Regions from separate parts of the Mus musculus genome. Here regions 2, 3 and 4 are each linked to region 1. A link is a loop called in an ENCODE intact Hi-C map of the cell type or tissue named here. Cell type or tissue: heart. All regions are shown on one strand. Each heading gives the region's core, and the rest is flanking DNA. Links, peaks and the distances in the headings are about the cores only.

Evidence for each region. Hi-C counts contacts between places; a loop is a spot of excess contacts. Peaks named below come from ENCODE experiments on the same cell type or tissue, not always from the same donor. Only the 100,000 strongest peaks of a DNase experiment are listed, where the experiment ranks them.
Region 2: it touches region 1 in a loop (2.8-fold over the local background); 4 of 42 quality-filtered maps call a loop at or near these places.
Region 3: it touches region 1 in a loop (6-fold over the local background); 15 of 42 quality-filtered maps call a loop at or near these places.
Region 4: it touches region 1 in a loop (6-fold over the local background); 27 of 42 quality-filtered maps call a loop at or near these places.

The regions. Positions count from the first base shown.
Region 1 is chr8:128,649,213-128,656,885 of GRCm38, reverse strand. It overlaps Gm26002 (a small nuclear RNA gene), which reads right to left and starts at 5,889; the gene lies at 5,783-5,889. In heart, for the core only: CTCF peaks have their summits at 4,074 and 4,290 (motif pointing left); a DNase peak (open chromatin) is centred at 3,065; H3K27ac peaks cover 649 bases.
Region 2 is chr8:128,564,626-128,572,298 of GRCm38, reverse strand. No RefSeq gene overlaps it. Among named protein-coding and RNA genes, the nearest start is that of Gm32643, 75 kb to the right of the region's middle. In heart, for the core only: no CTCF peak of the experiment used is centred there; no DNase peak of the experiment used is centred there.
Region 3 is chr8:128,721,802-128,729,474 of GRCm38, reverse strand. Itgb1 (integrin beta 1 (fibronectin receptor beta)) reads right to left here. Exons shown (of 16, transcript NM_010578.2): 12 at 6,853-7,091; 13 at 6,443-6,665; 14 at 5,047-5,279; 15 at 3,289-3,455. Among named protein-coding and RNA genes, the nearest start is that of Itgb1, 40 kb to the right of the region's middle. In heart, for the core only: a CTCF peak has its summit at 4,443 (motif pointing right); no DNase peak of the experiment used is centred there.
Region 4 is chr8:128,704,781-128,712,453 of GRCm38, reverse strand. Itgb1 (integrin beta 1 (fibronectin receptor beta)) reads right to left here. Exons shown (of 16, transcript NM_010578.2): 2 at 6,975-7,041; 3 at 5,295-5,380; 4 at 1,979-2,201. The coding sequence starts at 7,041. Among named protein-coding and RNA genes, the nearest start is that of Itgb1, 23 kb to the right of the region's middle. In heart, for the core only: a CTCF peak has its summit at 2,967 (motif pointing right); a DNase peak (open chromatin) is centred at 2,993.

The DNA.
Region 1 (7,673 bases), core at 2,813-5,312:
ACTCTGGAGAGTTTTGTCTTTCTGCTGTGTCTGGCAGGCAAACTCGAGTTGCAAAAGAACATTATAAACTGGGGAATTAGTAAACAGATTTTTTTTTTTTTTTTTTTTTTTTTTTTTTTTTTTTTTGTCTAGAGCAGGTAGTTAAGTTGTCCAGTGAGGTCTTCCAAGGTGGCACCCTGTAACTGTACCCTTAAGAGCAGAAGGAGCACCTTATTCTTGCATAGTAGAAGGTAGAGGGGGGAGAGATCAGATTGAAGTTCATGGACTCAGGCCTTAATCCTGTTATTGAGCATCAACCTTTCTTACTAAATCAGCTCTTTTCCTGCCATTCCTCTTAGCATCAAGCTGGGAGGCCTACATTTTAGAAAGGTCATGTTGGAATCAGTGTGGGGCCCAAGGAGGCCCTGACCACTCTTTATGTCTGTGTGCTTTACTGAGCATGCTCAAGATTGCTTAGAAACAGGCAGAAACCTAGGAGATATGGGCATGAAAGGCATAGTAGTCATTGCTTCTATCACACGCCTAAGCCAGATGATGGAGGGTTCTGTTTTTCTTGTCTTCTCCTGAGATGGGGTCTCCTGTGCCCAGGCTGGATGCTCCTCCCCACGGGACTGATGATGAGTCTTAGCTCTTGTCTTTGCTTCTCCAACGCTGAGTGCTGGGATTACAGATACATGCTGTTGTGCCTGCTTTATGTGGTGCTAGGGATCAAACTTTGGGCTTCATGTGTACTAGGCAAGAACTCTACCACCAGACCTACATCCTCAGCCCCCTTTCTCCCATTTTCATGGAACCTAAGAATAAGTGATAGACTCATTCTAGTTAGTATTTTAAATCCTCCCTATTAATCACTTATATATTTATTATCATCTGGTAATAATAGACAACATATACTTAAATACTGGTCATCAGGTAATAGTATTATGTGATGAAAACATTTAAAAGCTAAGAATATATTTCTTATAAGAAGTTCAAAAGCTTTACGTTATAACCACGGAATAGAGTGCTACAACCCCAGAGAGGATGGTGCAGACTTTATGCCTGGAAAGTGAGGGTGTATAGTGTGCCCATGTTAACAAAAATGACCAGTAGGAATAAACAGCAACACTTTAGAGCCTTTGTTACGTAGTCAAGTCTCTACCTCTTGGAACCTGCATATGATCACGGCACTTAGGAGATGTAGTCAGAGGTTCAGAAGTTCAAGACAGTGAGGTTGAGACCTGCCTGAGCTATAACAGACCCTGGCTCGAAAACCAAACCAAACAAAATTCAGATTTCTCCCTGTCAGCTAGGCTGCCTCAGGTGTGGCCTGTAACTGAGTTTGCTTTTTAATTTTTAGCAATGTATGTTAGTCATAGAGAATTTTGTTTAAGATCATAAGCTTTTCCTATTATTTTTATTTTAGATAGTCTCACTCTGTAGTCCATACTGACCTGGAACTTGCAATGTTTGATCCTCCTACCTTAGCCTTCTTGCTACAATAGACTTCAGCAACTCTCCAGCTGAGTGTTCTAATTATTTATATGGGGTTGGGGCAAGCAGGCTGGGCATATAGCTGCATGGTAGTGCACTTGCCTAGCACCTACCAGGACATGGATGCATTCTTGACCCTGGAAAAGATTAAAAAAAAAAAAAAAGGAAAGAAAATATAAAATATAGTAATGTCAACCTTTCATTTTTAAGGTGTGGAAAGCCTTTTGCATCAGTTCTCCCAAAATTTAGTAACTGTTTACCACCCTTCTGGCAATTGGGTTTTCTGGGTATGCTGACATTTGTGAGGTTCCCTTTTCTAGCCTGCCTTCATCATAGCCCCTATCAGTTAGTAGAATGCCTTCAGCCCAGAACTGACTTCCTCCTGACCCTGGGGCCCAGTCTCCTACAGATGGCAGCTGGCTCAGGCTTCTCTATCCGCTGCTTCTTCTCTTCCCGTTCAGTCTCCCCACCCCTCCCATCCCCCTTCCACCAGGCTGTTTTCTTTCTATATATGGTAATACTGCTCACTAGCATAAGCCACTAGCTTCCCGGGAAGGCTGGAAAGTGACATCACCCTAACATAAACTTTCTGACACTGGCTGCAGTCTTCTCTGTTACCAACTGGGAGGGTTATTGTTAAGGCAGCTGTAGCGATGCAAGCTCTGAGTACTGCTGAGAAGTAGCCAGCCTGACAGGCGCCTGCTGCACAGTAGTGAAGCTGCCATCGCAGCACCGCGCCGCGCCCTTATTCCAGCCAGTGTGCTAGTTCCTCCTGACCGCTCAGCCAGTAGCGGTATTTGCGAGGCTCTCAGGCCCACAGATGGAGGGTTTGTCCAGGGTCACGTGGCTTAGCTGTAAACATGGAATTGCACACACACACACACACACACACACACACACACACACACACACACACACACACACACACACACTCATACAAGGAGCAAGAGAGAGGAAGTTCCAGGATGTTGGAGAGTAGCGCAGAACCCAGCTGGTTAATTAGTCCCGGAATTAAAGCTTCCTCTGTTCCCTAGTGAGACTGACCCCAGAAAAGCAAAGGCCATTCGGAATCACCAAATCACAAGAAGCTTAAAGGAAATGCGTGTGACTAGGACGTCTTTTGAAAATGATCTCATCATCCTTGAAAATACTTTTCCTGGTTATTTGGTTTTAAAAAAAATGCTTAAACTGGCCCAATGAAACAAGCCTGTGTGGAATCCCAGTAGAGACTGAGCCAATGGAATCGCAAATTCAAGGCCAATCAACTTGGGCTATGGAGTTGAGTTCCAGGCCAACAAGAACTACTTAGTGAGACTGAAACTAAAAAGTGTAAAAAGAGACCTAGGAATGTAGCTCCATGGTAGTGTTTGCCTTGCCTGCACCAGTCAGTGCTGGGGAAAACAAAAACAAACCAAAACTTTGACAGGGAAACCAAGGCAGTTCTGAGGTTGGTAGAGCCCTCCCACAGGGCCTTTCAGCCTGATTTCCCTCTTCACTAGAATAGCCCTGCTGCCCTTCCCACCCAGATATGCCCTTACTCTGACAAGCAGAAGTTGATCATGACAGAGAGACAGCTCAGTCAGGAAAAGCACTTACTTGCCTTGCAAGCATGAGGACTTTATTCAGTCTGCAGTGCCCTGGTAAAGCTGTGTATGATGGCAGATGCCTGCAACCACAGGAAATGAAAACAGGGTTCCTGGGGCCAGCCAGCCTAGCCAAATTGATGAGCTTCGAGTTCAGTGAGAGATCCTGTCTCAAAACATAAGATGAGAGAGACCCCAACATCAACCTAAGCCCCCCATATATACGTGCATACACACGAGCACCTACACATATGCAGAGAAGCAAAGGTGACAGATTATTTACTGCACTATAACCAACCTGGCCTCATTTTATAACACCACAGTCATGGCCTTCATTATCTATTCCCTTCCAGAATTCCTTATTGGTGAAAACATAAAACTTAAGCTCAGCTGTCTTGCGCGCGCTCAACTGGCCAGGAAGAACAATGCTGCAACAGGATCCTTCTGCACACGTTTATTCAGTCCTGTTTCTTCTTGTTTATATCTCCCTTGTTTATATATCTCCCTTGTTTATATCTCCCCCCCCCCCCCCAACCCTGGGCCTCTCACTCTTTTATACTCTCAGTTCCCATCCACGCACAGCAGGCCACGCCACCTCACCAGGCACGCAGCTTCAGCTAATCAGGGCAGCAGGGGCATATCTCCATCAAAATGGATTCACCAGTATCCTGGTACACCTGCGCAGCTCTCAAGATGTTTGTGGCTTATATGAGGAAGTCAGGTGCAAGTCATACGACTTAGCTGCAGTCCCTGGCACCTTTGGGACTGCCGCCACACCTGCTCCTCACACAGCTGAAAAAAAATCAAGAACAAACCGTCTTTGTAAGAGTGTATGTATCTTGTCTTAAAAGTTTAAAATTCAGGGGCTAGAAAGATGACTCAGTGATTAAGACCACTGGCTGCTCTTCCAGAGTGACTCACAACCATCCATAATAGGATCTGAGGCCCTCTTCTGGTATGTCTGAAGACAGCAACAGTGTATTCGCATACATAAAATAAATATTTTTTATATTAAAAAAAGGTTAAAATTCCTGGTTTTCCTCAGTGTCATGAAGATATGAAGGTGTGTGGTAGAGATCCTGTGCCTTCTCTTATGTGAGGTCTCACCCTCATTTTCCCATACTGTGATTTATGTTGTTTTCTTTTTTCTTTTTCACCCCTTTTTCCCTTTTTTTTTTTCCTTTTCTTTTTTTGGAATGTGATCTAGAAGAAGTGGCTGTCTGCCCTCTAGTGTGCTTAGCTGGATTTGCATCTTGAAGGAACTAAAACTCAAGAGAGCTAGGCGCCAGCTAAAATGAGGCAAAGTTTACAGAGGACTGTCCTTTGCAAACTTAGAGTTACACAAACAAAACAAGATATCAAAAAGACATACCACTTAACATTTACTGCAAAATAAAGAGCAGAAGGTACGAAGGTTCCAGAAAGCCAGTTAGAGAATGTGAACTCTTTTTTGTCACATGGGCTCAAATTGAGTGATTGCCTCAGAACCCCTGTATTTGGCTAATTATTTGGTCTTTTAAGTTTCTTGTTGTTCAATGCCACGTGAATGCTGTGACTCTGGGAAGTGTCCAGCCCCAGCTTTCCCTACCTCTTCATGTTTTATTTCCTATCATTGCTTATCTTCGTTTATAGATGCTTGGTAATTTGCTTCTTCTTAGCTATGACTGACTGACTGCACCACACTCCTTCTGAGGTCCCCACAGGCTGATCTTGCTGATCCATTGCCGTTTAAACTGTGTGAAACTCCCTTCCTTCCCCACATTCTCACACAAATATGAGCAAATGGCCAAAGGATGATGTTGAGGTCTTCATTAATCACTCTCCACCTTATGTTTTGAGGCAGTGTCTCTCATTACCTGGGTAATCTGCACAGCTTGGCTTTCCTGCAGTCACTCCATGTTACTAAGTCTGTCTCATTGTTGCTAGTCCTGTCACCCCCAGTCAAAGTCTCCTACCCATCAGTATCCAACCTCTCCTTTATCTGCATTGCCTATAATTAGACTACTATAGAAAACGCTCTGTAGCTGAGTCTAGTGCAAATACCATCAAACAGTTGATGGTTACTCTACAGGCTTCTTCCTAATTTAGCACAAAATGTATTGTAAAAAACTCACCAGCTAGTGTTATTTACCTCTTCTCAGTCCCCTACATTTCTAGGAAGATAGTGCTTTCCTTAAGAAGGGTGTGCATTCATTTTAGTCACCCTCAGTTCATGGAAGAGGGAGCTGCTATTATTCTCTCTCTCTCTCTCTCTCTCTCTCTCTCCCTCCCTCCTTCTTTCTCCTTCTTTCTTTTCCTTCCTCCCTCCATTCTTCTCTCTGACAGGGTCTCCTGTAGCCAAAGCAGATTTCAAATTCTTTTTTTCCTTTTTTCTTTTTTATTAGATATTTTCCTCATTTACATTTCCCATGCTATCCCAAAAGTCCCCCATACCCTCCCCCTCCCACTCCCCTACCCACCCATTCCCACTTTTTGGCCCTGGCGTTCCCCTGTACTGGGGCATATAAAGTTTGCAAGTCCAATGGGCCTCTCTTTCCAGTAATGGCCGACTAGGCCATCTTTTGATACATATGCAGCTAGAGTCAAGAGCTCCGGGGTACTGGTTAGTTCATAATGTTGTTCCACCTATAGGGTTGCAGTTCCCTTTAGCTCCTTGGGTATTTTCTCTAGCTCCTCCATTGGGGGCCCTGTGATCCATCCATTAACTGATTGTGAGCATCCATTTAAAAAATATGGAACGCTTCACGAATTTGCGTGTCATCCTTGCACAGGGGCCATGCTAATCTTCTCTGTGTCATTCCATTTTTAGTATATGTGCTGCCGAAGCGAGCACAGATTTCAAATTCTTGGTGTATCCGAGAATGACTTTGAACTTCTGATCCTCCTGCTTCCACCTCCCAAATGCTGGGATTTCAGCTGTGTACCCACCACACCACATTTATCCACTGCCAGGAACAGAACCCTGCCCTTTAAGTAAGCACTGTACCAAGCTAAATCACTAGCACCTGTTGTTATTCCTGCTCTCTAACTGAGGATACTGAGGCCTGGAGCATCCATCACAGTGATAGGTCCAGGAGCTTAGCCCTTCCTTGCCCAGTGCTCTTTCCTGGCTCACTGTCATCAGACTGGCACAGAGAGAGTGCTGCGCAGAATCATTTATTTTTAGCTGGACATGTAGACACAAGCTACTGAGGACAACTAAAACCAGTGCTTGAGGGAGTGGCCTGGCAGCACATTTTTAATCAGGGTGTGTGGTTGTGCGCTGGCAATTTCAGTTCTTTCTGGGTGGTTATGCCACATATCTAGCCCACACCCATTTGTCCCTTTTGAAAACCACTAACTGATATTCTGGAAGATATGACATTCTTCTACACAGGCCTCTAATTAAAGACTGAGCTGCTTTGTTTACTCCTTCAGATTGCAAAGGGTGCAGATGCCTGCTCTGCTTTTCAGTCTGCCATAGGTGTCCTGGGGAACTAGGCTCAGCATGTAAGAGACTATGAAAAACAGCTGTCTGTCTGTCTGTCTGTCTGTCTGTCTGTCATCTATTGTAACATTGTCTTTTGTAGCCCAGAATGGTCTAGAATTCCCCACATAGTTAAATAGACCTTGAACTTCCAATTCTTCTGCTTCCACAGCCTGAGTGTGGATGCTGGGAATCCCAGACAAGCACCCCCATTCCAAGTTCATGTGATGCTGAGGAGTGAACCTAGGCTTCAAAGTACATGCCACCAATTCAGTCACATCTCCGTCCCTTTCCCAGTTGCTTTAAAAATCACTGGGAGTTATGTAATCCCTCCATCACGATGGATCCATTTTCTGTCCAATGTCTTGTGTTGCATTCACTTGTACAGAATAAATGCATCGAATCCTGCTGAAAGGACCTGAGTAGCCCAGTAGTAGGGCTCCTGACTAGAAGGCCCAAGGTCAAAGATGGGAACCTAGAACCAAAAACAAACAAGAAAATTCTCTGTGGAGGCGTGTGTTTTCTGGCACCTGGCTGGGACCCTGAAAGGTTGAATCTCAGGGAAGGATGACTGGGTAGGAAAGTGAAAATGTCATAGCCACATGGACTTAGGATTCAGGGGACCACATGAATGGCATCCAACCAAGTAACAGTTGCTTGTTCGAAGCTAACAAGAGTTGAAAGAGAATGATTATACATGTGCAATTGAACAAAAAAGCAGTACAGTACTCTGAACTGGTTCAAGAAAATGTATATATTGGTGATTCGAGACCCTTAAGGTAACCTAATCAGATTGGGCTGGAGACAGGGCAAGTCCCACTCTCATACTCAAGCCCACACCCATTCTTGACACCCTAGAATTACAGGCAGCCTGACTGCTGTCTTGTTCCATGAGTTTCATACCCCTATCCAGAGAAAGAGTGTTCCTGACACATAGCATAAGTTACAAGTGTCTGTTCCTCGAGCTTGGTCACAAAGCTTGGTCACAAAGCTAAGGTCACATATTAGCTAAGCCTACTCTCTTGAAGGGCAAGACATTCCCTTTCCATGGAAACCTTTGAGGTAGTCACACAGGACTGAAGCTTTTTACCTCAGATTATTGCAATGTGATATCTAATAGCTCCAGACAGCGCCTGCTCTGTGCCTGCTCT
Region 2 (7,673 bases), core at 3,253-5,752, 85 kb after region 1:
GTGCAGATAGCTCAGATGGTAAAGTGCTTACCTTGCAAACAAAAGGACTTGTGTTTAATCCTCAACCTGTGTGAAAAGCTGACTGTAGTGGCATGTACCTCCAATCCCAGGACTGAAAAGGCAGACACAGGAGGGTCCCTGAGAATGAGTTTAGCTTACTTGGTTAGCTCCAAGCTCAAAACCAGAAACAAAAATGAGAGCTGGTGCCTGAAGAATGACAGCTGAGGTTGACCTCTGTCCTGTATATACGCACATGTACGTGTGCACACACACACACACACACACACACACACAATGCCTGAAGGGCTTAGATTTTAAGGACTCTGAAAGGTAGTCAAGGAAATGTCATGCAGCTGCAGGGCTGTCCACAGAGTCCTGAGGCATAGGCCAGTCCTTAGGTGTGATAGTCCTGTTAGGGTTTTGCTGGGGACAGCCAGCAAGCTTCTGAATTGCCTGCTGCTAAAGCCACTGTAGCAACATCATTTGAGTTGTCGCTGATTTTCTAAGCCACAGAGAACCTGCCTTTCCAGATTGTCAAGACCATCAGTGCCTCCACATTAAGGAGCCCACACTATGCAGAAGGTGATGGACCTGGGAAGTCACAACTCAATCCTGTATGCCTGGATTCCTACTGCAGAGGTCTTAACATTTTTGTTTTGACAGGCCTAGGGATGGAATCCAGGGCCTCATGGTCCATGGTAGGCAAACACTCTATCACTGTACTACATTCTAGGCACAAAGCATAGCTTTTAATTAAACTCAGTGTTTCAGGTTGAACAGCGATTTTTCATCATTCTTAAAACTAAGTGAGCTAACAAGAGCCAAACATTTACCTTATAAAAGGAAAAGGACACAAAATGTGTAGCTGGTGGTGGTGGTGCTCACGAGCTCCTACGTGTTCCATCATGACTGGATTTGTTCTCTCTGATTGATCATCATTCTGGGAAGGTTTGGGTTTTAGCCTCAACCTTGACTCTGAATATCCCATTCTTGATTTTTTTTCCTTTTCTACCTCATGTGCATGTGTGAAGGAGACTTGAGGATTGTCATTTTTTTCTCTTTCTTCACTTTTTGTTTTACATTTTATTTATTATTTATTGTATATATGTCTATGCATGTGGAGATCAGAAGGCAAACTCGTGGGAGCTGTTCTCGCCTTTCACCATGCAGATCCTGGGCCTTGAATTCAGGCCCTCAGCCTTGGCAGCAGGCACCTTTAACCCACTGAAACATTTCTAGGCCCTTCCACCTTTATTTATTTATTTATTTATTTATTTATTTATTTGAGAAAGGTCTCTAACTGGTGGAGTGAACTGAGTTCCATATCTGCTTGTCTCTGTCTCCTCAGCATTGGCATTAAAGGTGTGCTGGCATGTTTGGCCATATATATATATATATATGTGTGTGTGTGTGTGTGTGTGTGTGTTTGTGTGTGTGTATACATATATATATATGAGATATGTATGATATTTTAAAAATCATATTTATTCCCTATTTTCCTTCTTTCTCCTTTCTACTCCCTCTGGACCCCTCCTTTCCATCCATATTCCCTTCTCCCATCTCTCATTTTAACCCTCTAAGTTTAACTGAGGTTGCTTGCACATGTATGGGTATGGGGTTATTTACTGGGTTAGGGGCAACTTAACAGTGGCTACACCACTGAAGAAAAGTTATTCTTCCCTTTCCCACCAGTCATTGACTGCTGATAGCATCTCAGCTGAAATGTTGTTAGCTAGATCTTGCTGGTCTTGTGTAGGTAATCTTCTCTCCTCTTTAAACCTCACTCAACCTAACCTTATTTGGGGTTTGCCTCAACGAGACAAGGTCTCCTGTGTTCCTGGCTGGCCTCAAAGTTTCTATGAAGCAGATGATGACCCTGTAATTCCTGACCTCCTCCTTCCAGTCCTGAGTGCTAAAATCACAGCACTATACCATCATGCTCAGCTTTGAATTCACTTCTTAATGCTTTTCCTGAATGTTTCTCACTGTTTCTCTGACACATGTGTGGACGCCCGACTCGCCAGCAAGGAAGACGCCACAACAGGATTCTTCTGCACACGTTTATTGGGAGAGCTTGATAGAGAAGGCGAAAGACCCCAAGCCCCAGAACTGGCACTGCTTATATAGGCCTAGGAGTGGCATGTCTATACCTGATTGGTTGTGCTTTCAGTACCTCATTTACATTCCCCGGGATGGGCTGTGATGTGGAGCGAAACCCTTATGCACATGTGCACATTGGTTGTTTACCCGAACTTATGGGCGGTGGCCAGCGGTAGCCAGCGCCATCTTGTAATGGTGTAAGTGGCTTTTCACATCTCCCTCTTTTTTATTATTATGGCCTAATCCAACGATCTAGTTGCTAGCCTCTTCAGCTCGCAACAATCAAGAAGGATCTCATTTTTGGCAGACCATGATCACCCTATCGCGTGCAATGGGCTTAGCCTCAGTGATGTGCAAGGGCTGATCAAGGAAATCGAGTCTTACTCATCCCAGTGCAATGGGTACACAGACTCGTGGGGTGCTAGAGCTAAGGACTCGAATGCCTATTATTTATGTAGCATGAATACTTCAGAGGAGGCCCCTTGTTCAATGGCCATGAGTGCTTGGGTGATGGCCACCTTGTCACGTTTCTGTTGAGATCTGAACTTGCAAACCAACCAAAGCATGAATACCAATCCACAGCATATGGCATCGCCAAAAAGAACAACTCCCACCCACTCCTTAAAGTAGGAAAATGCAGAAGTAAGCCAAGAGGTAAAATCGCCAACAGTGATGGGTTCTATTCGAGTTCCATTAAGGCTTAAAAATCTGGCATTAGATGTAAAGAATTGAGGAAACACTTGAATGCGTCAACGGCATGATTTTCAGGAACACAGAGCTCTTCAGTTCTCACTAGCGGGAGCATTCCCAGCCACAGGAACATCCATGTCCTCACGGCTCCACCTGCCCTGAATTGCTCTGGTCAGCTGCTCCGGGACCCACAGCTGTTGTTGATGATCCTAAGGAAACACAAACAGACCCTCTAGCCCAACCCAATTGAGAGCGCTCCTCTCTCACCTGATTCAGCGCCTCATTACCTCTCTGGAGTTCTGTGCCACATCTTTCTCTATCTTCTATGCAATTTCTCACCAACCTCCAGACCGACAAAACCCCTTTTGGTAAAACCCTCTGTTCCTCTGCAAACCTCAAGTCCCAATGGTGCTTGGTGCAACTTGTCCCCAAACCGTAAACCTTAACTTGTCCCAAAGTGGGAACCTTGTCCTTTCTTTTCCTTTCCTTTTTCTCCTTTCCTTTCCTTTTTCTTTTTGTCTTTTCTCCCTTTTCCTTCCCCTTCTCTTTTTCCTTTCCTTTTTTTTCCTTCCTTTCCTTCCTTCCTTTCCTTCCTTCCTTTCTTTTTCTAGTTTTTGTTTTCTGCATGCTCCTGCTCTCTCATCTTTCTCTGTTTCTGACATACATTCCTGATGTTCCTGTAACAGTCTCTGTCCCTCTTTTTTACACTTCTTATCCTGTATACAAGCCCTAATTAGTTTCCAAAGTGGATGAGTGCCTGGTTTCAGTTTCCTTTCCCAGCAAACACACTCGTGCCCTGGACGATGACAATTAAGGCAAAGCACAGAATCAGGACTACTATAAAGATGACTGGAATGAGACAAGCAACTGTTAAAGGATCTACTCCAAAGGGAAGCATACCTCTCAGAGACTTATATTATTCCTTCCCCGTGATGCAGTTCTAAATCCTCCCTGTAACAGAGGGTCTTCGCTCGTGCCTGAAGATGTTTCGTTCCCGGGGACTCGCCAGCAAGGAGGACACCACAACAGGATTCTTCTGCACACGTTTATTGGGAGAGCTTGATAGAGAAGGTGAAAGACCCCGAGCCCCAGAACTGGCACTGCTTACATAGGCCTAGGAGTGGCGTGTCTATACCTGATTGGTTGTGCTTTCAGTACCTCATTTACATTCCCCGGGATGGGCTGTGACGTGGCACGAAACCCTTATGCACATGTGCACATTGGTTGTTTACCCAAACTTACAGGTGGTGGCCAGCGGTAGCCAGCGCCATCTTGTAATGGCGTATGTGGCTTTCCACATGAGACACCATGTTTACCTGGATGCCACATCCCTCCTTATATTGCACTTTTCCTGTTTCACATCTTTCTCTTTCAGTCTTCTCCATCCTAAGCTCCTCAGACAACATCAAGGACATGAGGGTCTGCTGCAATAATAGTTGACTCAGAGAGGAAGCTAGGAAGGACAGAGGAACATTTTCCTCAGTGTGGGCAGAACATAGAGGATGAGGGATGGGAGTTTACAGGTGGAGAGGGAGACTGGGAAGATAAGAGTGCTCTTTGTTGTCAGATTGAGATCAAAGAGACTGCAAGTGAGAATCCTGGACCCCAGCCTCTGTAGGCCTGTAGAAGCGAAGGATTGCTGAATGTGTTTGTGCTGCTGTGGTCTATCAACCTGTGGGGTATATGAGTGGCTGGAGTTATTATTGTTGTGTTGGTGGTGGTGTGGATGTACATTGCTGTGGAATCAGCATACTTCAATTCAACAGCACACAGATAAAACACTCATAAAGTCTATATGCAGGTGATTTCTTTTCTTGTTCACAATTCAAACCAGTTTGCCATAGCAAGTTTGCTCTGTTGGTATCTATTGTCTGAAAATGTCAAGTTGCCTGCTTGAGTGTGGGTTTTTCTCTATAAGCACTCGTGTGTGTGTGGGTTCATATACATATGTGTTCATGTGTGTATGAAGGTCAGAAGACGGCATTGGATGCCATTTTTCAGGAGCTTTCCACTTTGTTTTTTAAAGTGAGGGGTGTTCTTAGGACGAGGGATCAATGATTAGGCTAGGGAAGCTGGCCAGTAAGCACCAGGGATCTATCTGACCACCTCCATCTCTCCAGTGCTGGGGTTCTAGGCTTGGGTCAGTACATTGGGCCTTGTGCACTCAAGGCAATCACTTCAACAAGTTTGCTATCTTCTCAGCCCTCTACAACTAACCTTTATTAAAAAAAAAGGCAAAGATGGTGGAATGCCATTTACAAAATTAGGGCATAAAAGAATTGTCTTTATTTTGGATACAAGTCTCACATTCTTTCCTGGGATCTACATTCTGGAAGATGCCTTCTACTTATAGTGGACATACAGAGAGATCCAACATGACAAGGAATTGGCATCCCTAGATAAAACTCAGAAACTCTTTAAACCTAGTAGTAACCGTAAGTGTGAGCTTGGAGGGAGGTGTCTCTTCTCAAGCCTTGTAGTGACTTGCTCAGCCAACACCTATGGGTTTGCAGGACCCCTTGGGTCAGAGAACCATCAATGGTCTGCCTACAAGATAACACGTGCTGGCTGCCTCCAGCTGCTAAGATTGAGTTATGGCATACCAGGAGATAATGATTTTACCTGTTAATGATGGACTGTGGAGTATAGTTAAGGTGTGTCCATGCAGTAGTATACCAGTCATTGAATGCGATGGTGATATAGAAATATATGTAGAAGATAGGAAGATATTTACAACATACGATTATTCAATAATAGTAGATTATCATTAGCCACCTGAGCTGTATGACTCATGGTACATGTAGATATTCTTTTATTTGGCTTTTGGGGATGGGGACTTACTATGTAGCCCTGTCTAGCCTCGTTGTGATCTTCATCCATCAGCCTCTCAAGTGCTTGATCCATGATACATATTTGTCAATATGCACTAAATATAGAACGTGGTATTTACAGACTGGAATATTTGTTATTTTATAATTTCCTTTAAAGCAAAAGGAGTTAGTCTGGGGTTGTAGCTCAGCAGAAAAGTTCCTGCATGGTATGTGCAAAGGCCTGGGTTCAATTTTTAGCACAGTAGCCAAAACCAAAGCAGAGGGGTTCTAGAACCTTACCTTCCCCCTTTGCGCATAGGGCAGACCTAAGTGTGACCCTGGGATCGTTATACTCAGAGGTGCCAGGACATCAGAGAATAGATTTCTAAGGCAACTAGGGCAAGGCTAGCATCATCTGCAAACTGAAAATTCCACAATGCAATGAATAACCACTTGCCTTCAATACTTATGGGGATTCTGGGGCACAGCCATTAATGCACATGGACATATCAGAATGCCATCAGATATCAATTTGCACCTGAAATAGTCCTCAGCTTCAGACAGGAAAGTTGAGTTGCTCACAGGATGGCTTTCAGATCTAAGCAGGTTGACCAGCAGGAAGAGATAGAGGCTGTCTGGGAGTATTTGGGAGTATTTGTTTCAGTATTTGGGAATCCAGGTGGGATAGTAAACTGATGCTTAACACAGTCCTCGGGATCTTTCAAAGACTATCCGTACCAGGCTGCTCAGAGTGAGACTCCGGAAGCAGTAGCTCTGGGTAAGATGAAGTCCATATGATAGCAGCATCCCTGTTCTGGTGGCAGACTCCCCATAGTAGTTTTCAGCCCCTGTAGGATTCATTCATGCCCCACTAAGGACACCCATTGCACTTCTGGAAACAGTTATGTTGAATAAAAGAAAAAAATCCTTCCTGAGAAATGTAGAATTTGCCTAAATTTTGGACCCTGTGCAAATGAAATGGCTCTGCAACTCAGAGGAAATGAAACCTTACATTCACTCCACAGATAAGAAGCAGCCACAGCCAAAAGGTTAAAACTTATTGTTAACTTGGCAGGATTAAGAATTGTCATGAGATAAACTTTGGGACATGCCTGTGAGGAAGTTCTAGCTTAAGTAAATTTAGTGGGAATATATACCCCATGGGCTGGGGTCCTAGACTGAAGGAAAAAGAGCTAAGGCTAGTATTCCTCTGTCTCTGCTTCCTGACTGTGGGTGTAGTGTGATGTAACTAGACTTCTTGGCTATTTTATTGTTTTTTTTTCCTTAACACCATTATCCCTTCCAACACCCCAATATTAGGTAGTTGATAAAGAGGGTTAGAGGGGAAGGAGGTTATAGATATCATTAGACTACTTCCTGCTGATTGGGGCAAATTTGATCTTCTTCATCAGGATATCCAATTTCTTCTTCGTGTCACTTTGCTCACAACCACTTGACAAACTGCAGCAGCAGGGGCTCTGGCATTTATATACCCTCTGAAGAGTCCTCAGAATTGCAAACACAAACTATCTTCAGATTGCAAAATCATACCCCTGCCAGAGCATGAAACAAATTATCTTAGCTGCACTGGACAATCTGAAGCATCCCCATAGCCCACATCTGGGATTCAAACAAAAAACATTCACATAACTTTTCTATGTTTTTAATGAAACCACAATCCTCAGTACAGTGTGACCAGCTGTTTCAGGATCCTGCTGCCATGCTTTAGCTCCATTATGGACTGTGCCCTTTTGAACTGTGAGACAAACTAAACTCCTCCCTCAAATTGTTTTTATCAGATATGTTGTCACAGCAATGTAAAAAAACTAAAAACAATGTACATTTTATTTGGCTCCTCCCAAACGCTCACAGGCTGTCTCCTATGAATAGCTGGAGCTCAGCCTGAATTTGTTCCTGGTTTGGCTAGTCAGTAGTAGTGAGACCTCCAAGTTCTCTGTTTTCCTGATTTGGGCTGAAGGTACTTGTTTCATAGCATGTTAGGAGGACTAAGTTCCAGCTATATTCATATCAGGATTCTTCCTGAAACAGTTAGTGAAGAGTGAGCAGGTCAGT
Region 3 (7,673 bases), core at 3,114-5,613, 72 kb before region 1:
ATTGGTAAGAAGTTTTGGTCCCTTATCACAAAAAAATGTTTTTATATGATTTTTTTTCTGATAGTTTTACTCTCATTCATTTGTATTGTTCATTTCTACTATAATATTCATAAGATAACATCTTGGGATAATCTATAGCCATAAATTTTCTTAGATTTCAATAATACATAAATAAATTTTAAGAAACCCTTGCTTTTTTAATTGTATGAAATGTTTATTCTAGCTAAAGAAGGTAACCCTAACCCTGATAGCCAAAAATTAAATCAAGAATACAAACATTTAGTATTAAATAGTAACTATTGATTAATATTACTCAAAGTGTCATTAAAGGAAGGGCAAATAATTTACCACAGGAAAAAAAAGTGAAAATTCTTCTGTGAGAAGTAACTATATGAAACTGTTAATACCTGATTGTGACCACAAAGATAATAAATAAATAAAATCACAGTAATCTCACTAGCTAATCAGCTTTTCTATAAAAATTAAGTTCTGTAAAGTATCAGGTAAGAGTGAAAGAATGCATCAAGTTTCACACACACGATTTAACAATAACTTTCTACCAACAAACTAGCCTTAAATAAAAGTTTCTTAGCAGTAAAAGAGATACAGCGAGTCATGATTTCTAGTACTGCTGCTGCTTCCTGTGTCCCTTAAAAATATACAACACTCCCTGATTTGGGGTTTTCTGCAAGTCTTTCATTTTAATTGACTGATTCACTGCTTAAGTGATTATACATCCTGTAGCCCTTCAATTTGGCTTTCCAAGGTCAATACAGAATAAGTAAGCATAACAGCAGTGCTGAGTTCTGTGTAGTAGAAAAGTGATTCTCCCATTATGTTTGCCCAGCAGGGAAGCCAGGAACTTTTCTCCCTAGGTGTTTGTACCTAGAAATATGACTCTAAGACTTATTTATAAATAGGGCTATAAGCTTGGGCTTATTCCTCAATTAGCTCATAACTTATATAACCCATTTATTCTAATCTGAGTTCAGCTATGTGTCTGGTTTCTTCTCAGTTTCATAGATCTGACTTCCTCAGAGTTCAGGGTGAATTTCCTGCTCTTGGCTCTTTCCCAGAAGCCTCTCTCTCCCTCTCCCTCTCCCTCCCAAATATCCTACCTTCTATTTCCTGCTTCATGCAAACAGCTTTTTATTGACAGGTGATGCTTCCACACAGTGTGTAAGAGATTTTCTCTACACAATAGCATTACCCCAAATCACAACACTATGAAAATGGCCAGATCTGTAAAGTGTTCTATTTCTTCCTGACCAGGTAACCCTCTCCTAAAGAATGTGATTGCTAACCTGCTAATGGGTCCAGGGCAGAGGATAGGGACATAAGTGTTGGAATCCCATAGTCTGAACTTAAATCTCTTTTTACTAACTAGCTGTTTTTCTGCCTCAGTCTTCTCTTCTATAAAACAAGAATATAGTCCCCATTATTCTCGCAAATAACAAAAAATATAGGATATTAAGAACCATTCCTAAAACACGGGACTCTGTAGCTATTGCCAACATTGTCTCTGTTGACAGAAAATGGAGATAAGAAAACAGGAATTCTCCCAGGCTCTTCCAATCCATAGAAAATAATTTGGTGCTAAATGTAATCAGCCTTTTTATGGGAGTTTTAAGAGAGGCAAAAATGTCTGTGAGGTCAAGGCTAGCCTAGTGTACACAGCAAAATCCAAGATAGCCTGGGCTACATAGTAAGACTTTCTCTCAAGCAAAAATAAATAAATAAATAATAAGAATTGTTTGAAAGATAATAATAAAAATAAGCAGTTTTCAGTTTTAAACTTGAAAATCAGAACTAGTAAGAAACACAATGGTACTCTGTTTCTCAGTGGAATGGAATTCCCACATAATCAAGAACGAAAAAACTTTCAGAATCTTTCTAGAATGGGTAAAATGAATTGTAACTGTGACAGTACAAACTACACAACAGTCATTTACCCTTGGTTTTGCCATTTTGATTTCACACTCAATTTCACTGTTCAATTCAGGAATAATGTACCATGACCTTTGAACAGGACTGCATCAGAGATTGCATAGTAGACTGCAGCCAGCTGTCAGTTAAAATCCTCCCTGCTGAAGACTTAAGAGGAGCCTCAGAGAGGTAACAAAGCTCAGGGCTGCTCTACTTACTAAGCAAGTCTAGGGTAGATTGGGGCTCTGTGACTGCAAAGCATTCTTTTCTCTCCAACACAGGGGTGGCTTCTATACCTTATTATATGGTAAAGTCCTTCCAAGCACTAAGTTAACATATGAGAAAAGCCACACATAGCCATAAAAATAAAGCCAAACCCAAAAAAGAAAAAAAAGCAGTGGTGTTGAGACACACACATGGTGCAGTAAAAAAAAAGAGAGACAGAAATTCACATGCAAGGATAGAAAGTGAAAAGAAATACGAACGGAAACTCAGAGACCAGCTTTACGTCCATAGTTTGGATTCTTGAAATTATTAATAGGACTCTTGTAAATCGGATTTTCTTGCTAAAGTGAAAGAAATAGTTTCTAGTGATTTCATCAGAAAGAAAATTGGAATGTATAGTGTATTGACACTATAAACTGGAATTCTATTTCTATACTTCTGAAATTTCAAAACAAAACAAAACAAAACAAAAAACAACCTAACTGTAGTGTGTCAAAATGTAAATCTATAAGAGGCAACATTTATCCAACTACCTGACTCTATTCTGAAACCAGTGATCAGCACATACCAGTCAAAGCCTGTTTTTCTATTAAGCAAGTTTTTACAGAGATGCAATCTGAAGAGAGTAAAATATACATTAAGCTCAGGCTGAGTATTTCCAAATGTGCAAACACACCTAGAAATCATCTAAGAAGGCCTGTTGTAATCCCACCTTCTAGTCAGCCCTCCCCTCAGTCTAGCCTTAGAAATAACAATTTGGTTGTATATTCCAGAAACCATATGAAAAGAATCATGAGTGTATGGAGGGGAAGAGGAGCTCTAGTGTGGCCAGAGACACTGGTGGTATCATTTAAGATTCTCTTTTATATTAGACAAATGAGCTGAGGAGCATACTTAGAATCTGACCTACTAAAGAACTAAAACACAATGGCCACTATATATACAGAGTATCATATCCTCCTAAATTATTAATTGAATAGGAGGTTTCTTGTTTTCAGCAAATGCAACTTCTTTGGATTTTGAACTTTGGGGGAAATAAAATATTTAAAGAAGACTTTAAAGGTCAGCCTCACCATTAATAAGTTACATTTACTTCAGGAACCATCCTACTGCTCTCAGTAATGTTTCATAACTTACCGTGTCCCACTTGGCATTCATTTTCTCCTTTTCAAATTTAGCAAATTCCCTTCTGTCATGAATTATCATTAAAAGTTTCCAAATCAGCAGCAAGGCAAGGCCAATAAGAACAATTCCAGCAACCACGCCTGCTACAATTGGGATGATGTCGGGACCAGTAGGACAGTCTACAAATGAAAAGGTTAATCGTGAGCATAAAAAGACTGAGTATATACAAAGTTCACATGACCACAAAGAGTTGGATGGGATCTTACAAAATTAATAGTGCTGAACACTCAAGAGACTGCACTGTCCCAAAAACCTATTTAAAAGCTACTAAGTTCCAGGCTAGGTGTGGTGGCACATACCTTTAATCTCAAAATGGAGTTCTAGGAGTTTGAGGTCAGCCTGATCTACAAAGTGAGTTCCAGACCAGACAAGGTAAGACCCTGTCTCAAACAAAAAGAAGCTACTAGGCTCTAACAAGGGAGCTTAGAAGACAGTAGAAAATATGATCAGCAGGTCATTTATTTGGGGGTCATAAAATCTATTTCTTTAGCTAAAGACTGAAAAATGTTAAAAAAAAATCGTAACAGCATCAAAAATAATGAAAAGCTTATATATAATTAAAATATTTTTTCAAGATTATAAAGTACTAAGTAATGATAAAAGACAGTAGTAAAGATGATTGGCAGCCAGACATGGTAGTATAGGTTAGCATTCAAGTGGCAGAGGCTGCAAGATTGCCACAACTTCGAAGTAGCCTAATGTAGGTTGTTAGTTCCAGACTGGCCAAGGGCTACATGGTAAGACTGTCCTCAAGCAAATAAAAATGACTGGGGTAATTGGAGAAATCCATGGCACATGAAAAAAACCCTCTAACCCTAACCCTAACCCTCTGCCCACATACTAAATTAATTTTTAAAAAGACAGTATTTTATCAAGATGCATTTTCCCCAATTTAATCTGTAATCTATTGCCATGTCAATCAAAGTCTCATCATTAACACTGTAGAAATAAATCAGGAAGCCACTATTGCAACACCCTGGGTTCACTGCACACCACCACAAAAACAGCAATAAAGCCCCTGTGTTCAAAAATTGCTAAGGCAATGGAAAAACACAGAGGCACATACAACAGTATTCACAGTGCTCCTGTCTGGTGCTGCAGAACAATGCAGAGACCACAAGAGGGCTCAGTGGGTAAAGGCACTTGCTAACAAGACTGACCACATGTGTCTGATGCTCAGGAACCCATCCAGCAAAAGAGAAACAATTCCACAAAGTTGTCCTCTCTTTTTTCAAACACTAAAAGCATTTGTAAAAAGAAGTAAAAGTTGGAGCATTTCCTGTAACACTGAACAGACGTTTACCACATCCTCTAAAATGTGTCCATACCAGAAACCTGACAGAGTGACAAGGAAGGCTACTAGGAAAACAAAGGTGAAATGTGCTTAGTTTCCGGGAAGTTGAACAAATTCAACATTAATAATATCTTTAGGATATCTTCTTCCGGCTCCTAAAGCTGGATCAAGCTCAGATTTAAATAGCACCAACAGTATAGCATGGGTTCCATTTACATAAACTTGATTCCTTCCTTAGTTGTTATATAATTAGCCAAATTCTACTTTAAGCTTTGAGAAGAAAATATCCCAATATAAACCTAATATAAATAGTAAGATAAGAATACAGGCTGTTTCTGCCACCAGAACCCCAGCAATGACTCAGAATAAAAGCAAGGCATCATAAGAAACAATGCTAGGCATCCTCTGACTTCTACCTGGAGTCTCCACAACATGCACGATAGCTTCATTGTTGCCATTCACTGAATAGGTGAAATAGAACCAGCAGTCATCAATGTCCTTCTCCTTGCAATGGGTCACAGGATCGACCTGCACCGGCTGGGGCAACTTCTCCCTGCTTTCTACTTTGGTGAGATTGAAGTGGGAGCACTCCTGTGCACACGTGTCTTTCTTTTCTCCTTTATTGAAGGCTCTGCACTGAACACATTCTCTAAGACAGAAATTGTTACACTTAGCGTGTATTAAGATTAACTTTGCTTAGAATACTTCATGTGCTAAACTAATGGCCATACCAATCTAAGGGCAATATACATTCAGAGGAAATAGGCATTATGCTCCACATGAGATCCTGGTTTCCAGCAGCCTCAGCCAAGCCACGGCCACTAAGGCCAGCAACACTCTGGCTGGCAAACCTGTCAAAGAATAAAGGGGTAGGTAATAAATTCTCCAGACCCACCTTGGACTAAGTCCACTGGCAGTAGCAAAGCACCCAGGAAGCCTCTGGCTACAGAAGCTGCCTGAAGCATGTGCCCTCCACTGGAGGAATAAGGAGCTTCAGTAAAGGCCAGTGACTATGGGGCCTAGTAACACCAAGCCTTATCAAGAAGAGTTCACCCAACATCGGATTCACAAACCTTACTTCCTAGTCAGCTATGGGGACCTGCTCAGCATCCAGTACAGACCCTGGCATCCAGAGCACAGCTATGGTTGCTACACAGATGCCAATTAGGCCTACACTGTGAATCCTTTTTGTAAAGACACCAGCATGTCCATGACAAACCTCTAACAGGTATGTCTAAGACCAACAAGTAGCACATTGCAGACGTGGGGGACATATATTAAAATCTACTCTAAGCCCTTGGTGATAGCCCACACACACATACATACATTCACATGTATGCATATAAATCTTCACAACACAAAATTAAGATGTAGTTAATAAAACTGGACCTATGTCACATTAAATTTGTAACATAAAAACCACAATAACTTAAGCAGTATTGGTATAATAATTCACCTTCCATTCTCCTGAAGCAAAAGATAGCAACTAGACTAGAGAATATTCCTCTATGGTAGAGTTCATTGTTTTATCTCTACCACTAAACCTTAAAAACAGAGGATAGTATTGCCAACTAACAGCAAACTTATACAGTGATTTCAGATTAAAAACAAACAACAACAAAAAAAATAGTACAACTCTCATGGCACACTTCATTGTTACACAATTAAGAATTTTTAGGACATAAAAAATGGTACATAAAAGGCAGCAAATATTCTCTTTGAAGTATACTCTATCAGCACTCTCCTCTGGCTCTAGTGGTGTAGGGTCAGTAAAGTGAATGTGACTATGTGAAACACTTTGGCAGTACTTACTTATGCTCTGCACAGACGCCAAGGCAGGTCTGACATGTCTCACAAGTTGGCCCTTGAAACTTGGGATCTGTGCACTTACAAGCACCACATTCACAAATACCCCGGCCATTGCAGATCTGACCATTTGACGCTAGACATGGACCAGTGTCCAAAGAACAGTCACATGCACTGCCAGTGTAATTGGGATAGCATTCACAAACACGACACCTGCACACGCCATTGCCTGCAACGAAAAAGATCATTTCTCAAAACAATGGTAAAATGTATAATCACAGCAATTATTCACAAATTAAAAACAAGCCACAACATAGAAGAAAGCCCCTCCCCTTCTGTGTGTTAACCCAGAGACTCTCAGATATCTGATCTCATTAGAGGAACTATGTGTGTAGCTACTGCTGGTGCTTACCCACCTCCACAAATTAAGCCATTAGACCTATCACAGTTGAAGTTATCACACTCGCAGAATTTTCCAGAGTAAATTTCATTTGTATTATCTCTCTTCCTACACACACACTGTCCACAGACACATTCTCCATTGTTACTGCAGATTTCCGAACTGTTCTCTTTCCTGCAGTAAGCGTCCATGTCTTCACTGTTCACTTCATCTGTGCTACATTCACAGTGCCTCCCAACACGCCCCTCATTGCACCTGCAGAAAGATCCAAACACAGTCACATAAAACAAAAAGTGTAACAATTTCCTCACATTAGCAAAGTATCAAGTAGGGATGCTCACTCCACATGTACAAACATAAGATAAGTCCACTGTGTTTATATATACACACATGCAAGTAGCAACTCAAGTTCTTATAGAACATACAGGAGCCTTGGGGAAAATTTACCTTTAGCAAGGAACCACTCTGAGCAAAATGAAAGCATACTCCAGCAACAAACAACAAAACAACTAGAAAAATAGAAAAATAGACCAGGCTAACTTTGACCACAGAGTCTGCCTGCCTCTAGTTCCCAAATGCAGGGGAATAAAGGAATGTATCAATTTGCAGGGCTAGATTCTCAAATATTTTCAATTATATTATTGTTACAGACTACCTGCCACTAAATTTGAAGCAAGGGTCTGTTAGGATAAAAAATAGCAATGAATGCAACCCCAAAAGTTGAAAAATACATAAAGTACACAAACTGAAAATAGTACTAGCTTTAACTAAGGGTAAGTTTACTGCACAGATCTAGACTTCTAAAATATCCTACATATCTTGGAGCATGTTCTTGGA
Region 4 (7,673 bases), core at 1,910-4,409, 56 kb before region 1:
GCCTAAACTGAAAAATGAGGAAGGCGAGAGAGGTAAAAGTTGTTACATGTTACTTACTTAAAAAGCACAGAGCTGGAAGGCAGCTTAGTGGTAGAGCATTTGCCCAGCACATGAGAGATCCTAAATTCTATCTCCAGTACCACAAAATAAAACACAAACATGGGAGAAAATGGAAGGTCTGCTTAGATGAAAAACGATCTTTTTTCCCTGACTTCCTGGCAGGCAGCTGGAGAACAGGTACAGAGCTAAACGGAAAAGCTTATGTCATTGCTGAATGATGATTTCCAATGATGATGAGAGGAAAACCAAGTCTTACCTAAATTTGCAGAAGGATGAAAGGAAGAAAACACAAAAAGGAAATTGGAAGCAATGGAAGGAACTGAGAAAAACCAGCAGTGACATGGACTCCTAAGTTTAAGAAGAGAGCCTCTTACAAGCTCCCCACAGTAGGAGTAACGACGAGGGGCTAGAGATGACTTAGAAGTTAAGAGCACTTGCTGCTTTTACGAGGACCCAGGTTCAACTCCTAACATATGTCAGCTCATAACCATACTTCAGTTCCAAGGGATCTGATAACTTCTGACCTCTGCAGGCACCAGGTACATACACGGTGCACATATGCATGTATTCATACAGGCAAAATGTGCATATAAAAAATAAGTAAACCTAAAAAATGTTTTTAAGTAATGATGATTAAAATAAAATGTGACTTAGGCAAATACATAATCAATGTCCTGATCAGGATCCTGCAGGTCAAAGAATGATAGTAGTATTCCACTACAGTATATGTACAAGAAGTCTGTACTAAGTACTTTTCCTGACATTGCAACTTAGGAGAAAGAAGATTTATTTTTGGCTCAGTTTCAAGAAGGTCACAGAAGTTAGAGCAGGACCAAGAGGGAACAGCACTCTATGTCTTGGCAACTCAGGAAACTAAAGCCCACCCCCAGAGACACACACTCTGCCAGTCAAGCCTCAGCAACTGAAGGCTCCACAGACTCCCAAAACAGCACTACAAGCCAAGAACAAAAGTCGGCATGCAGGAACCTAAGTGGGACATTTCACATTCAAACTATAACAATGTCTATTTCCTAGGCTGAAGTTTAGCCAGGCAGCAGTAACAGGATGGAAGGATGACAGGCAGAAAGAGGGCATGTTGTCTATTTCAGAGGTGGGATGGCCATGAGCACTTATAAAATCGTTAGTATTTAAATGGTACTAAACGATGTATGGATTAAAACTTAGCTTTTCACTGACTGCTCTTCCAGAGGTCCAGAGTTCAATTCCCAGCAACCACATGGTGGCTCAAACCATCTGTAATGGGATCCAATGCCCTCTTCTGGTACGTCTGAAGTCAGCTACAGTGTACTCATATACATTAAATAAATAAGTAAAACTTTGCTTTTATATTATGAAATTATACTAACAGATGGATGCTCTACCACTAAGCTGCCTTCCAGCTCTGTGCTTTTTAAGTAAATAACATGTAACAACTTTTACCTCTCTCGCCTTCCTCATTTTTCAGTTTAGGCTTCATCTTTTTTTCCTTGATCTTTTTGTAATTATGACTTCACCTCTGTAACTTCCTTTTACAACTCTAAAGTAAAACTAGATCGTTACTCACCTTTGTGTAGCAGTGCCTTTACACAGAGAACATTTCACTCTTAACTTTAATCTCTATCATTAAATTATTAAAAGTAATATGTCTTACAAAAATTGTGGCCAGGAATCAAAAGTGTGGCATACACCTTTAATCCCAGCATCTGGGAAGAGGAGACAAGCAGATCTCTGAGACTGAAGCCAACCTGGTCTACCGAGCAAGTTCCAGGACAGCAAAAAGCAACAAAAAGAGGTTATGTCCTCTAAAATTTAACTTATGCCCTATTTGGGGTACCAGTTCACCCAAATGAACCATCAAAAGACTGGGAAAAGGCTTGTATAAACTTGCTATGGAAAACTCAGGTAGGGATAGAGGTACCTGATCTCAATTTTAGAAGCAGCTGTTGTGGTTGGATCTGAGTAATGTCTTCTGGCCGGAGCTTCTCTGCCATCCCTTTGCTGCGATTGGTGACATTTTTATTTTTCTTTATAGTTTGAGAGCCTCTGGGATTCTCTATGTCACTTGGCTGGCAACCCTTCTTTTTCAAAGCTTCTAAATCATCACATCGTGCAGAAGTAGGCATTCCTTCTTGCAAAAATGTCTAAATGAAATATAAAATACATCAACAAAAAAAGTATAGCAAGTATTTTGATGTTTTTTACTGCATGTAAACAAATTACAAAAATCAAATGACTTAATCTAAGGTAGTTCGTTTCTAGCTTCTTAACAAAAATCCACAACGTGGTATGTGTGTGCTCTTACACAAAAACAAGTAAAACCAACTGAAAAAGTCCTATCTTTCCCCAGGCTTTATGCATATTTTAGAAGCCTCACCTTTCAAATTCAGAGTATGTCAATACTAACTACATCCTTCAGTGTTTGGCATACTTAGCAGCACCTAATTATGGATAAGCCCACACATTAGACAATATTATTTTCTCTTAGAAAAGTCCTTTGAAGGACTTCCCAGCAAAGCATTTTAAACAACTAGGCGTTTAAGAAAACCACATTAGCCTAAATACATCCCAATTAATAGTGTGTGTGTGTGTGTGTGTGTGTGTAAAGCATAGCATAAACTTTCCTGAATAAAAACTTTTTTGAGACAAGGTTTCTATGTGTAGTCCTGAAACTCTATATAGACCAGGCTATCCTCAAACTCAGACATCTGCCTGTTTCTGTCTTTCCAGTGCTGAGATTAAATGCATGTGCCATCACTGACGAGCTAAAAATCTTTTAAATGCTTGCTACTAAATCTTTTAAATGCTTGCTACTAAATGAGATATTTTTATTGTTTTTCTTAAATTGTATCTTATTTGTTTGAGTGTCTTGCCTGCATGGACATCCCTATACCGCATGTGTGCAGTACCCACAGAGGCCAGAAGAGGGTGTCAGACACCTTGTGACTGTAAGCCACGATGTGGGTGCTAAGAATAGGCACTAGAAGGGCAGACAATGCTTTTCTCACAACTTTCTCCCCAGATTTTTATATTTTACATTTGTGATGGTTTAAATATGTTTGGCCCAAGGAGTGGCACTATTAGGAAGTATATGGCCTTGTTGGGAGTAGGTATGGTCTTGTGAGAGGAAATATGTCATTGTAAGCATGGGTTTTAAGACCCTCATCTTAGCTCCCTGGGAGCCAATCTTCTCCTAGAAGCCTTCAGATGAAAATGTAGAACTCTCAGCCTACCTGGACACTGCCATGCTCCTGCCTGATACTGGACTGAATCTCTGAACCTAGAAGTCAGCTCCAATTAAATGTTGTCCTTAGAAGAGTTGCCTTGGTCATGGTGTCTGTTCACAGCAGTAAAACCCTAAGACAATCTTGAACTTTTTTAAAGGTCCTAATACTGTACGAATAAATACACAAAAACCCAAGGTGGGGATTGAGGAGATGGCTTAATGGGTAAAGTGCTTGCTTTGCAAACATGAGGACCTTAGTTTTGCTCCCTAGCACTGACAGAAAAGCTGCATAAGGTAGTGAACATCTGTAACCTGGGCCCACAATAATGGAGGACAAAAACAGTGGGTTCTCAGAACGGGGACCCAATGGTCAACCAATCTAGCTGAAATTGCAAGCCCGAGGTTCAATGAGGTTCAATGTAACAAAAAATAAGTTAAAAAGCAATAGGAGAAGATAACCTGTTGTTGCTCACTTTCAATGGACACATATGAATGTACATATACAGCACAAGACTAAGAACAGATAATGGCTGGTAAAAGTATATTTTTAGGCAAAAGTAACATAGCAAGAGTATCCACACAAAGAGACACCTGGAAAGAATGACCAGGATGAAAGGTCAAAACTGAAATCTGTTTGTTTATTTTTAAATCTCAAAATCCAACAAAGCACAAGATCTGAGGGAATCCTTTTCCTTCTGTTTGGGTTTGGGTGTTGTTGCTGTTGTTGTTTTTGTTGTTTGTTGTTTGTTGTTGTTGTTTCAAGACAGGGTTTCTCTGTGTAGCCTTGGCTGTCTTGGAACTCGCTTTGTCGACTAGGATGGCACTGAACTCACAGATATCGCCTGCTTCTGCCTCCTGAGTACTGGGACTAAAGACATGAGCCACGATGCCTGGCCCATTCCCAAATATTTGACCAATCAAGGAGCCTCATAACACCTAAATAAAATTCCACTGAACATATTCCACAAGATCCTTTAGTAATTGAGAAGTTATGCCCTAGATTTCAGAAGCTATAGTATTCAACTTTGACTAGCTAAGTCTCAACTATAGATAAACTATGGACCCATAAAATGAACGCTGTGTCAGCAGCTTCCAGATAAACAGAACTTCTGAAATGAACCCCTCTCTTTAATCCAGCATTTCTAACTGTAACAACTGGTAAAGCATGAGCTTATTCCTCATTTTCCAAAGAAGGAAGGCAAGAGCTTCCATTGGACTTTCCTAAATATCCCCAGTTTCACCCCAGTGCACCATTTGTAGTATAAAAAAATCTGAAATAAGACAAAAACTTCTCATTTTATATTTCACTTTGTCAGATCATGTTATGACAGGTTTACTTCAGAGGTTCTATTTATCTGGCAGCTGCTGGCACCAACAGCATTCATTTTTATGGGATCATTGTTTGAATCTATAGTTGAAACTTACCTAGTCAGAGTTGATCTTACAAGTCCAAACAGCTGAGTGAAGACATATACAAAGAACCTTTGACCTAACATAACCTCAAATTAATTCAATACAATTTTAGTAAGCATTATAGAAGGGACAAAGTACATTAATCTTTAAGCAAACTCTGAACTCAAATTTGCATATATTTCCTTTCACTGAAGTTAGTTAGGCTTTGAGCTTTCAAATTCCCACAACTTTCCCAGTTAGCTCTCTCTACCTCATAGTGTCAATCAGGATGTAAGCTTTTAACTACTGCCCCAGCTCCATGTCTGTCTGTCTGGGGCAATGCTCAAAGCCATGACGGCCATGGACTGACACTCTGCTTTGAGCCGCAAATTAAATGTTTTGTTTGTTTGTTTTATAAGTTACCTTAAGAATGGTTTTTTGTCACAACAAATAAAATTAACTAAGACAAGTATTTTGTCAAACAGCATAATTCTGACTACTATACACTATTCAATAAACATTAATTAAAATGGTATATCTTATCTGACACTTCCCAAGGACAAGGCTCTGAATAAGTCTAAAAATCAGAGAATAAATAGAACAGTATCAGAAATCTTACCGTATTTGTACACCACCCACAATTTGGCCCTGCTTGTATACATTCTCCGCAAGATTTGGCATTTGCTTTTAAACATCTATTTTTATCTGTTAGAAAAGAAACAAAAACACTGTACTTTTCAGTATCTTTAAAGTTTCAAAGGGAAAAAAATGAAAAGATCACAAGAAAAACAGAGACCAGGAATATGCAAATAAACATACATGTTAAAAATGAACAAATGCAGCCCAGTTACTAAGCTATACCAGGCTACTCCAAAGAAAACCTAATGACCTGGGGTCCCCTTGACACTGAGAACCACAAACGGCAATCATCTTGTCTTTTTGCATGACACACTAGTACTAATACCATTAGCCTAGCTACACACCATTAGACCATACTGTTGACACTGTAATTTCAGCACCTATTGTTCTGCGGGTTATAAATGTCCTGGTACTCTTATACCTAGGTCAGGTATTGCCTTTTCCTTATGACTGACAATCTCATGCCCATACCACATAAATGTCTTCAGGGCTTCCACTCCACTTTTAGTATGTTAAATAACTGCCAAGCCCATATTCATCCAACTCATAACCAATTGAGCTTTCATTTCTTTGACTCAATCTAGACTGGCACATTTTTACTTGTAGTAAATACTAGAAAGACTGTCTCCAGTTTTCTGATTAGAATATAAACTATGCTTGAAGTGAAAAATTTAAGATAACCACCCTACCAATTTTAGGTGTGTCCTCAGGATACAGTTTCTGGGGGCTGTAGATTTTATGTATCATTTCCTACTCAGTATCTTTCATCATTTTCACATGTCCATCTTGAGATGAGATAATTCTAATTATTTTATATACTATGCTTTTTTAAGACATAGACAGTAGAACAAGGGATGGTTATGGTTGTCAGAGAAATTTAAACTATCTTCAGCTTGTTACCTGCTCTTATAGATATGCTAATACAAGACTTCTTGATCACAGAACAAGAATTTCTTCTAGAAAGTAAACTTCTGAGTTTTCTTCCTCTTCTTCTTCTTCCTCCTCCTTCTTCCTTCTCTCTCTCTCTCTAGTTTTTTGGTTTTGTTTTTTTTCTTTTTGCCACTCCAAACATAGAGCTTTGACTGAACTATATTCCAACCCTCTAGGATTTTTTTAATTTGGGGGATGGAGAAGGGGGGGTTGTATCTAGCACAGGCTAGCCTAAAACTCATGATTCTCCTGACTATTTCTGCCTTCCAAGTGCTAGGATTACAGGCATGTGCCACCATGTCCAGCCTACTTTCCCTTTTTAGATGCTAATGGACACACTTTCGTTGTAATCCACCAAAGTGGATATTTATTTTATTTGCTTCTAAATATATTACATGTCTCTGCCTTTGTTCTGGTCCCTCTCCAGCACTCTCACATTCTCCAATTATTTTTGTGTGGTCTATGACATACTGTCATGTGAGCTCTCACAATCCTCACACTGAAGTCAGGGATGATTAACTGATAATGAAGACCCCTGCAGGCTCCTTGGAAACCTGTTTTTCATTCACAGTGAGACGATGCTGCAAATTTTCAGGAGTGTTGTGATCTGATGGAGGGTTGCCCTTCCCTCTAGAATCTAACTGACCAATGACTATTGATACAAGATGCTGAAATAAAAAGATAACAACAACAACAACAACAACAAAAAACCAAGAACCTTTTTTTTTACCTGTTTGGCCAAATACAGAACAAATCAAACTGATCAATCCAATCCAGGAAACCAGTTGCAAATTCATCTATAACAGAAAATGTATATTATTATTGATAGAGAAAATATTACATTCCACCTTCCCTTCTTTTTCTTCTCAATCTATTTCTCTCCAAACATCTCTACACTGCCATCTGCCTTTCTTCCAGATGGTTACCTTTCACCTACTTCACACCACACTTGCAGAATGTGTTTCTGTCGTCTCTAAATGAAATGTCTTAGCATTCAATTAAACATTACAAAATTACATACATTCTAAAGAAACCAAAGTTAGTATTCCTACAGCAGAAAGCTGTGGCGGCTTGTCCTGTAGAATGTCCATCTACACAGTCTCCTGGGGCTCTCAACCTAATAGGCACATCCAGAGGCCCAGTTACCTCAGAACCAAGAGTACTTTCCAGCACTGAATCATTCATCCCATGCTGACAACGCAAAGAGTTTTTATTTCTCCTCAGGCTAAAACATGAATTCATATTCAAGGTTCTGACTCATTTTTTCTGTGTGCTTTGCTGTTATTTTTTTTCTTTTGTAAGAAAATTAACTATGCATGGGATTGGTAAAATACTCAGCTTGATTCCCTCAACTTTCTACAGCAAAATGCCTTATTAAACCAAGAATCTGTATTGTCCTTTAGAATCTCAGGGTTAGGAGGTGAGGAGG